Regions from separate parts of the Homo sapiens genome. Here region 1 is linked to region 2. A link is a contact called in ENCODE Hi-C or POLR2A ChIA-PET data. All regions are on one chromosome and are shown on one strand. Each heading gives the region's core, a stretch centred on a gene start or an enhancer-like site at or near the end of the contact. The rest is flanking DNA. Distances are from core to core; before and after follow the strand shown. Region 1 holds the start of LINC00593 (long intergenic non-protein coding RNA 593). Region 2 overlaps LOC107984788 (a long non-coding RNA gene).

Region 1 (4,687 bases), core at 246-2,745, 80 kb after region 2:
TTAAAGCTACCATCACACGCTTCACCAGGGCGGGGTCTTTGGAGTGTTTTATGCACTGCTAGTTTCCAAGCACCTAGCACAGAGTAGGTGCTCAATAAACATATATTGACTGAGTGAATGAATGAAAAAATGTAATTTTTACAGTCCATGCCAAGCCCACCTCTCCCTGGAAGTCCTCTACACCTACCCCAGGCCATGGGTCCTTTCCCAGCCTAGCCTCCACCCCTCACCTGCCCTGCCGTCCCTCTGGGCCTTGGGCTCTTTCCCCCTTTATAGATGACCCTACAAACAAAGCATTGAGTTCCCTGGGGGCAGGTGTGTGTTCTGCACCGTGCAGATAGGCTTCAACAGGAGTTCCTAACTGTATGCATGGCATAGGTGCATTTTATATGTATAATGGTTCACAAATCACAACCACCCATCAGGTAACCATCGCTATCCCATTTACAGAAGAGAAAACTGGGGCCCAGAGAAGTTGAATCATTTGCCTCAGGTCACCCAGCCAGCCCGAGTCTAGCTCAGTGTCTCCGCAGCAGCAGGTGCTCAGTGGCTCTGTGGACTGACTGTTCCATCCCTACGCTGTGCATATGAACATGAGGTGCCCAAGACTTCCCCTTGAGGTTCCAGAGCCCACTAAAGCAGGGCTTTGGGGCCTCACTTTACCTTTCTCTTCCCTGGAGACCACTGAAATGCACTGGCGAGAGAGATGGGTTTAATATTCATGAACCAGCCAGGCATGAGTGATTAGCTGACTCCTGTTGGAGGAAGAGGAATAATTGAATACGGTATTTACATAATAAGTTAATGCTGCCACCCGCCTGTGGGGCTCCTTTGTGGGTCTGTCCTCCACCTCCCTACTTGCCCACATTGTGTTTCTCCTCACCTGCCTTGGATGGCCTAGGAGGAAGTGCAGTGGCTTTGCACCCCTCTGCAATTTGGGCTGCCGTCTAAATGATAACATTATTTAGGGAACAGAACTCCAGTGCCTGGGAGAGCCTGTAATGGGCTGGTCGGTGGCCTGCCCGGGGGGCTGGACCCCTAAACAAAACCCTTCTGCAGACTCTGAGAAATGACAAGGGGAAGCTGAGAAGCTGAGACTGGGTTTTTGACATGGGCCTTCTTGCCCCAAACCTTCAGGAGACCTTGAGCACATTCCATCCCATTTTTTGGCTTCTCTCCTTTTCTGCAACACGCAGGGCCCCAGCCCGACCCTCTGTGGTCTAGGACTGCATTCCAGCTGCCTGGTTGAAGGCAGCAGGCAAGGGGAGAAGCAGGAGTGTGGGGCCATTCAAAAGAGAACTGCTCTTTTGTGGCTGCAAAGGGGAGGTAAGGCAGTTTCCATGCCTTCCTCAAGAGCTGCCTTTGGGGTTACCCCTGGTCAGTGCTCACTTGGGGTCCTGGAATCAAAGGTTCTTAGCTCATAATCACCTCATTCATGGCTGGCTGGGAGGTGTGCTGTGTGCATGTCTGACCCTGGGCGTGAGGAACACCAGCCAAGTCCTTCTGGCTGCGGTTAAAAGGGCTCACCAGCCTCTCCCTGAAGGTGAAGTGCAAAGATGGGCTGGGGATTTTTAAGGGGAGTGGGAAGTATTAATCGTTGGGGTGCTAGCTCCACTGTAAATACACTAAAGCCAGCATTTTTTTATGTCTCTGGAATGGTGGATGGTGTCCGGCAAGGGCCAGAATAGCCTGGTTCTTCTTGCCCAGATGTAGAAGTGCAGACCCTGGAGAGCTGTACGTTTTATCATTTGCATGACTTCTCCGCAGAATGGGCAGGATGACAGAGCTCCCCTCACAGGGCTTGTGTGAGGATTGAGTTGCTGTATGTTACGGCTCACAACAGAACTAACTCCCCGAGCAGAAACCTGGGATTTCTTCCGAAAAGACTGTGGGGCACTATATCAACACTTGAGTTCTAGCCTTTTTGATGACTAACCTCCTGAGAAAGCTTGGGTACCTCTCATGACTATGAGCTTTAGTTTTCTCACCTGTAAAATGGGGGCAATGAGCCCGATCTCTCAAGCTTGCTGGGAGGATTAAATGACAGTCACCCTGGTAGAAGATGCCCAGCCTTGGTGCCTGGCACACAGTAGGTGCTCAGTGAGAGCATGCACAGATGCAGTATTAGGTCTGTGATGGCCTGTCTGGGGGAGGCGGGCACAGATCCTGGAGAGGGAAGATGTAGGAGCTCAAGACAGCTGGCTTCAGGTGGCTAAAGAGCCCTGAGGGCCAGAGGCTGCACTTCTATGCATTTCAGAATGAGAGACCGGGGAGCATTGATAAGTGTTGCAACTAGAAGTATTTTAATCCAAAGTAAAGAGGAGCCCAAGCTGCCTGACGGTCAGGCAGCATCAGTGGGGTGGGTGCCCTATCACAGGATGTGTCCAAGCTTAGATTGGTTGGGAGGTCATGGAGGGGCTCCAAGTAATGGAGAGGAAGGAGGTTCCTGGGCTGGTTACTAAGGTTCCTTCTGTGATGTATGATCATGAGGTCAGCAGTGGTGACACTGTCTTGATTTTTTTGTCACTCTCAGTAGCCATGTGGCAGCCCGTGCTCCCTGCTGCTTGTCCCCATCCCCTCCCATGCACCTGCCTCACTGCCCGTGGCCAGCAGCATCCTTCCAACACTCTCTAGAACATGTCTCTTCTCTCTACTGGAGGCAGCCTCTGCCCACAGGGAGTGGGGGACCCAGACCCCTGCACTTGGCAAAGGGGGCCCTCCATGCACGGACTCTGACCATCTCTCCAGCTACTTGTCCTGCTGCTAGACAAAGAATCAATACTTAAGCCCACGTTTCTGGACACTGACACCCTTTCTGTTTCTGTTTCCACTGAATCATGACATATTCCAAAGCATTCCAGTGTGGTCCCCACTCTAGTGCCACTCAGAGGTGCTCTCATCCCTCACCCTTCATGGGACGTGTGTCTGAGTGGGGTTGGGGGACGTCCGCTTTCTTCATCTCTTGCTTTCCAAGGGCAGGACCTCTGGGGAATGCCCCTCATGCCCACAGTGCCCCCCAGTGTCAGGGACTCAGGAACAGCTAAGGTCCTACGAGGCAGGGTTCTTGGGAAAGCCTTAGTTCCCTCAGTGAAGGGTTCTCCTCACAGTAAAGGCAGGAGCTTGGGTGCTGGGGTCCCTAGCCTTGTCCTGTCCCCTCTCCTCACTCGGGCCCAGAACTCAGCAGTACCCAGGCTGGAGGCAGCAAGCCCAGGGAAGGCCATGGCCTTCAGGTGCCCCACTCTGCTGCCACAGGACACTCGGTCACATCAGGGGCTGTGCTAGACATGGTGCACCATCCCCTCCAACCCATACAGCCCTGCAGGGCGGCCTGTCAGCCTCATCTGACAGACAGAGAGATGGAGACTGAGGCTCAGAAAGGCCACGTGATTGTCCTCAGCCAGGGTCTTGAGGGCCAATGTCGAGGAACAGAGCTAGTTCAGGTGAGGTGAATGAAGCACTTGCCCCAGGGCACAACATTTAAGGGGGTGCAATCAAAACTTGGCAATCAAGATAAGTATTATTTCAATGCAGTATATGTAAAAATTGAAAGTAATGCAATAGACATTTTGCATTAAATTTTACCTTTTAAAATATTGCTTGGAGATATTATTCATCGTAATTAGTGAGTTTTTGGTTTTCCCGAGAATTGCCCCGATATCCAGTGAAATCGCTCATTTGCTTTCCCTTAGTCTTGGCCCGGGAGCCTGTGTCCTCCAGGTAGCTGTGCTGTGGGGAGCTGGAGAGGACTGAAGAGCTGAGGAGGGTACTTTGGCCTCTGGCTTTGTGGGATGTGGGGTGTGGGGGGAGGGAGGGAGGAGGAACCCAGGCTGGAGCTGTGCAGGGGGGACTGGCTCCAAATGTCTGAGAGACCCCTCTGACCTGGGATGCTGGAGGGGTCAGGGGAGCAAGCTGGCTTTTGAGAGGCTGGGCTGTGAGGCAGAGGCAAAAGGGACCTGTGGGAGCCTCTTTGTCCCCCAGTCCCTGGAGCTCAGCAGACAGGAAGGACGCCAGAGCCCAGCCTGAGATTGGGGAGCAGTGGGTGGCTGAGATTTCTGTAGGGCTTTTGGGGACCTCACCTCACGCCTGCTCTGCTCCCTGCTGGTGTGGGAGGACCCTAGACCCTGACAAGGTGCAGGTCAGGTTGGGGTGGACGGTGTGTGCAGGAAGCGCAGAGGCCCTCCTGTCAGCTCTGGGCCAGGGCTGCAGTAGGCCTTCCCAGCTCCTGCGTCATCTCAGGGCATTCTCCCACAACTTAGGAGGAAGGGGCTCTGTGTCATCCTTCTCGCCTTGCGCGGATGAGGAAACTGAGGCTTGGAGAAGAGCAGATGCCCAGACAGTAGGACAGGGCTGGGGCCCTGCCCATGGCTTTCCTCTCTCTCAGCCCCCTTCCTGTCACTCTCTCAGGCTGCCAGGGAATTACAACACCCTCTCTGCTCCTGCCTGTCCAACTCCAAACTGTCACTTCCACCTTTCCCTCTTCTCCAAACTTTCCCAAAGTGAATATCATTATTAATATTATTTGCCTAATTAACACGTTGGCTGAATGACAGAAAACATGCAAACAGGTTTTGCCAAGGAAACTCTGTCTGATTAAAACTGCAGCCTGTCTAATTAGATGGAGATTTCTTCATTAGTTTCCCCATTTTAGATGCACCTCCTCCCTCCCCCAGCTCCCTTCCCTGCACTT
Region 2 (4,476 bases), core at 37-2,536:
GCAAGTTCATCATCTCCCATTGGTCATGTATACCTAGACACTCCCAAATGGACCTTCCTAAAAGCACTTCAACTTGTGATGCCAGTGCAAGTCTGGCCACATTGATTCCTGCTGAACATAGGTTAGTGATTCCTCCTTGCTCTGTGGAAGAGGTCAGGGTTCTATTCTCAGGCCACTAGGATCTGCTCTGCTGTCCCCTCCAGAGTCACCTTGAACCAACCCTTCCTTCCCACTTGTCCTCCAGCTCTGGAAACTTTCTTCAGCATCCTTTCATAAACTGTGCTCCCTCTTGCTTCAAGACCTTCACCCAAGCTATTCCTTGTGTCTGCGTGGCTCCTCCTGCCACTATCTTCTCCTTCCTTTAGCCAGCTCCTGCTCACCCCTTGAATCTTGTCTGGGTTATCATTTTTTGCAAAGAAGTCTTCCCCAGACCCAAAAGAGATGATAAATCCCGTGATGCATTCTCATCCATGTTACGTTTAATTCTTACATTCAGCATGACCTGCAATTGTTTGGGTCATCCATCCATCCATCCATCCATCCAACAAATGCTTATTGAATGTCTATTGTATGCCAGGTACTTTTCTTGGCCTTAACCATATAGCAGTGAACCAAACAGACAGAACCCCCTTGCCCTGGTCTCTAGCAGTTATTTGATGTATATGTGTTACAAAGCAATCTCAAAACAGATATACCCAATTTGGGGCCCAGCTCTATCACTTCTGTTTCATAAACAATAGAATTTCTTTTCTCGTGTCCACTCTGTGCTGGGCTCCTGCAGTACAGACATAAAAGAGATAATTACCACACGTTTGTCTTTGAGAAAGTTACTTAATGCCTCTGATCCTAATTTCCTATATGAAAATTTTCTCTGCCACCTTTGAGGGGCCATGAGGATTAAATTACTGGACAGTTCTCTCTGTTCATGTAAAAGGGCTGTCGCATATGCAGTTGAACAGCAGAAGCCTCTTAAACAACCTGAGATCAACCATCAAAAACACAAGAGCAAGACTCCTAAGCAGTTCTTTGCTTACCACTATATTCCTAGTGTCTAACAGGTACCTGGAGGAAAGCAGTCTTTAATATATTATTTGTTAAGAAATAAGCCAATGAAATACTGCTACCTTCCCTAGAAAGATGATGGATTGAAGGCACAATCCTACTCCTATGAAACTCATGAAGATCTCCTCGAGCAATGGCAGGAAACAGAGCTGCTGACTAGCAGTTTCGCGGGAGGTTAAAAGAAGAGAAGCCCCACCCAGGCGGAAGGTCGCTGCGGTTTCTTTGGTGAATGATCCGTGCCCCAGCTCTCCCATTTAGACCCTAGTTAATCTGGCTACCCTTGTAACCAGGCCAGCCCTCTAGAATAACAGAGCCTGAAGTGAGGAGGTGGGAGGAACATTCATGAGTGGGTAACCCTGTGACTAATCCAGAGAAACAGTTTCAAGACTGGTGGTTCACCCCAGCCTTGTTTGTGTCTAATTTCCCCAGGGGCAAATCAGCCCCTTCATTTCACTCTGAGGTTTAGGGTTTCCCCTAGAGCTCTTGGTGAGACTCAGCCAGGATGTTTTGCATAAGTGTGGGAAGTCTTGGAGGTGGAAGTAGGAAATGGGGTGGAGAGTAAAGGTGAGACTGGATGGGGGGCACTCTGTCCATCCCCACTTCTGAAAAGCTTTGGCATAATTCAAATCAATTGTTTCTTCCCAGGCTATTTTGCAGAAGAATTAACACCAAAGGAGACAGAAGAATTGAGCCTTTTAAAACAAGTTTTTGTTTTTTTTTCCAGGAGAAAGGTGGGGAGAAAAATAAGAGCTGGAAAACACATGGCCCTAAACAGGTGAGAAGTAATAGGCCCTATCTTTTGTATCTGGGCCAGCCATAATTCTTGACAAATAGTGTGCATTTCACAAATGTTCATCAGTGAGTTGAAAGAACATGGGCTCTCAAAGCAGATCCACCTGGTTTGGGGCCTGGCTCTATCACTTCTGTTTCATAAACGGTGGCCTTTTTTTCCATGTGTCCACTCTGTGCTGGGCTCCTGCAGTACAGACACGAAGGAGGTAATTACTGCACATTTGTCTCTGAGAAAGTCACTCAAGGCCTCTGATCCTCATTTTTCCTATATGAAAATCTTCTCTGCCTCCCTTAAAGGGCCATGAGGATTACGCTGGACAGTGCTCTGTCCGTGACAAAGGGCTGTGGCATCTGCGTGCAGTTAAACAGCAGAAGCCCTCTTGAGCAACCTGCAATGGACCAGCTTGCTAGATTAATGTAGACTCTCCACACTACTCAGCTAGCACTGTGCCCATGCCTGGGATACACTAAACCCTTGAAGCTAGCAGCTCCAACTGAAGCTTCTCTCCAGTTTTCCTGGGCACATATGTTTCCATTGGTTGAGCTGTGTGTGCTTACTGAGGGCTATTTGTATTTCTTCTCAACCTGTACCTGTTACTCTGATTAAATAATGCAATCCATCATTTCATAATGCAATGAAATATGAGTGCAAAAACGTAGAGTTGTTTCTTTGCAAGCTAAAGTGAGTGCTTTGGAGAGAATCAATGCATGCTATAACGGAACAACCTCCTGGTGAATTCAGTGTAAGTGCGATAACTATAAAGGTTAGAGGAAAAAACAACAAAATAGAGTCTTTGGCATTCAGTTTTATATTCTCTTTCACTTTAAAGAAACAGAGACTACATATTGTTGGTGCTACCTCGTGGGCGTGATTTATCTGGGGAAGAATTCCAAACAGCCAACCCAGAGAATCCCCCATTTTCTATGACTGTCTTGGGAAAGTGGGTCTGACAAAGCTGAATCTCATCAGATTCAAGAGGGGGTGTTCGGTGGCTTTAATGCTTCTCCGTAAAGTGGATGGGAGAGTGTCAGGGCTAACTCAAGCCACAAAGGGTTCTGAGAACCTCAGAGCTGGGAAGGGCTTCATGTTCACTGGGCCCAGGCATCCCCTGGGGTGGGCACCTCCACCGCAGTCCCACTGCCAGGTGGCTGCCCAGGCTCCTGACTGATGCCCCAGTGACTCAACACCACTGAGACCTGGTTCGGTTTGAGTCGTATTCTGGTAAGCGTGCCTGACTCACTCTGCTCTCCCTTCTCTGTGCTCCTTGATGTACCCTCCTTTACCCCCAGGTGAAAAAGCTCCATTAACTTTGTCACAGCAGGTCCAGAAAGAAGCTAACACTGTAATATGAATTAGCTTAATATATTCTCAAGGTACCTATTTTCCCAGCAGGACAAGGCCTGCTTATCCTTTCAGATAATTCTTCATTCTTTCCTAGGGCCTTCCCATCTCTCCTAGCCCCAAGATCCAGGTCCTTCATCCAAAAGACCTACCCTAGGCCCCATTTCTGCACATTTCCGGCAAGATTCTGCCTGATCACTGCCTCAAGTTGATAGGACAAAATATTGTACCTGGGATCAATAAAAATTCTAATTCTAGCACTTTTTTTTTTTTTTTTTGAGACGGAGTTTTGCTCTTGTTGCCCAGGTTGGAGTGCGATGGCGTGATCTCGGCTCACTGCAACCTCCGCCTCCTGGGTTCAAGTGATTCTCCTGCCTCAGCCTCCCAAGTAGCTGGGATTATAGGCAGCTGCCAACATGCCTAGCTAATTTTTGTATTTTCAGTAGAGATGGGGTTTCACCATGTTGGTCAGGCTGGTCTCGAACTCCTGACCTCAGGTGATCTGCCTGCCTTGGCCTCCCAAAGTGCTGAGATTACAGACATGAGCCACTGTTCCCGGTCTAATTCTAGCACTTTCTAACTCTTAGACCTTGGCTTACATAATTAATGTTTCTAAAAGCTGTGATTTTTTTCATTTGCATAATGGAAATTGAAATAGCTCATTGTGATGGTTCTTCATTCAACATGTTTTTAAAGTCCCTACGAGGTGCTCAAGCACTCTGCTGCTGTGATACTGTGGGTACATGACTGGGAAAGCCAGAGGCCATCTGATACAGCCACAGGAATGAAGCTTTGCTGGTTGATAGATGGGATAATGCAGGGGTTGGCAAACTTTTTCTGTAAAGCGCCAGATAGTAAATATTTTAGGCTTTATTCTGCCATAGTAGTGCAAAAGCAGCCATAAACAATATATAAACAAATGGGTGTGGCTCTGTGCCAATAAAACTTCACAAAAAACAAGCAGCAGGCTTTGGCTTGTAGGAAGTAGTTTGCCTACTGCTGGGCTAAAGGTTAATGTTTGTGGATTGAGGGTCAGTTCCAGATCACTCCAAGAAGGTGGCTTCAGATGATGAACATGTGGACTTAGGCTGGCATGCTGGGAGTTCTTCAGGAGGGCCTCCAAATGCATCATTCCTCTTGCTTATGCAGAGCTGGACGGGTTAGATCTCAAGCTGGCTTAATTAACTTTCCAGGCCTTCTTCCTTAATGGCAAAGTACAAATTCAGTAGCATTCAGTGGCCCCTTATAACAGACACAGTAAGTATGACAAAGATACAACC

Evidence for each region. A loop is a pair of places that touch in the nucleus more often than their neighbours do. ChIA-PET counts read pairs that join two places held with the same protein, here RNA polymerase II (POLR2A).
Region 1: a loop to region 2 is called in a map of DLD1, with 4 times the contacts of the local background. The contact joins the promoter of LINC00593 here to the enhancer-like site in region 2. A Hi-C loop is called at or near these places in 1 of 168 maps with a recorded cell type or tissue (DLD1). POLR2A ChIA-PET finds 5 or more read pairs at or near these places in 3 of 52 experiments (IMR-90, T-cell and activated CD8-positive, alpha-beta memory T cell).

Annotation. Positions count from the first base shown.
Region 1 is chr15:69,833,739-69,838,425 of GRCh38, forward strand. It overlaps LINC00593 (long intergenic non-protein coding RNA 593), which reads left to right and starts at 1,496. Exons shown (of 5, transcript NR_026764.2): 1 at 1,496-1,543; 2 at 3,690-3,763.
Region 2 is chr15:69,754,370-69,758,845 of GRCh38, forward strand. LOC107984788 (a long non-coding RNA gene) reads left to right here. Exons shown (of 3, transcript XR_001751592.3): 2 at 1,787-1,837. Among named protein-coding and RNA genes, the nearest start is that of LINC00593, 79 kb to the right of the region's middle. Within about 2 kb of position 1,287, at least 6 of the 41 ENCODE cell types and tissues checked have a DNase peak (open chromatin) inside an H3K27ac peak, as active enhancers do.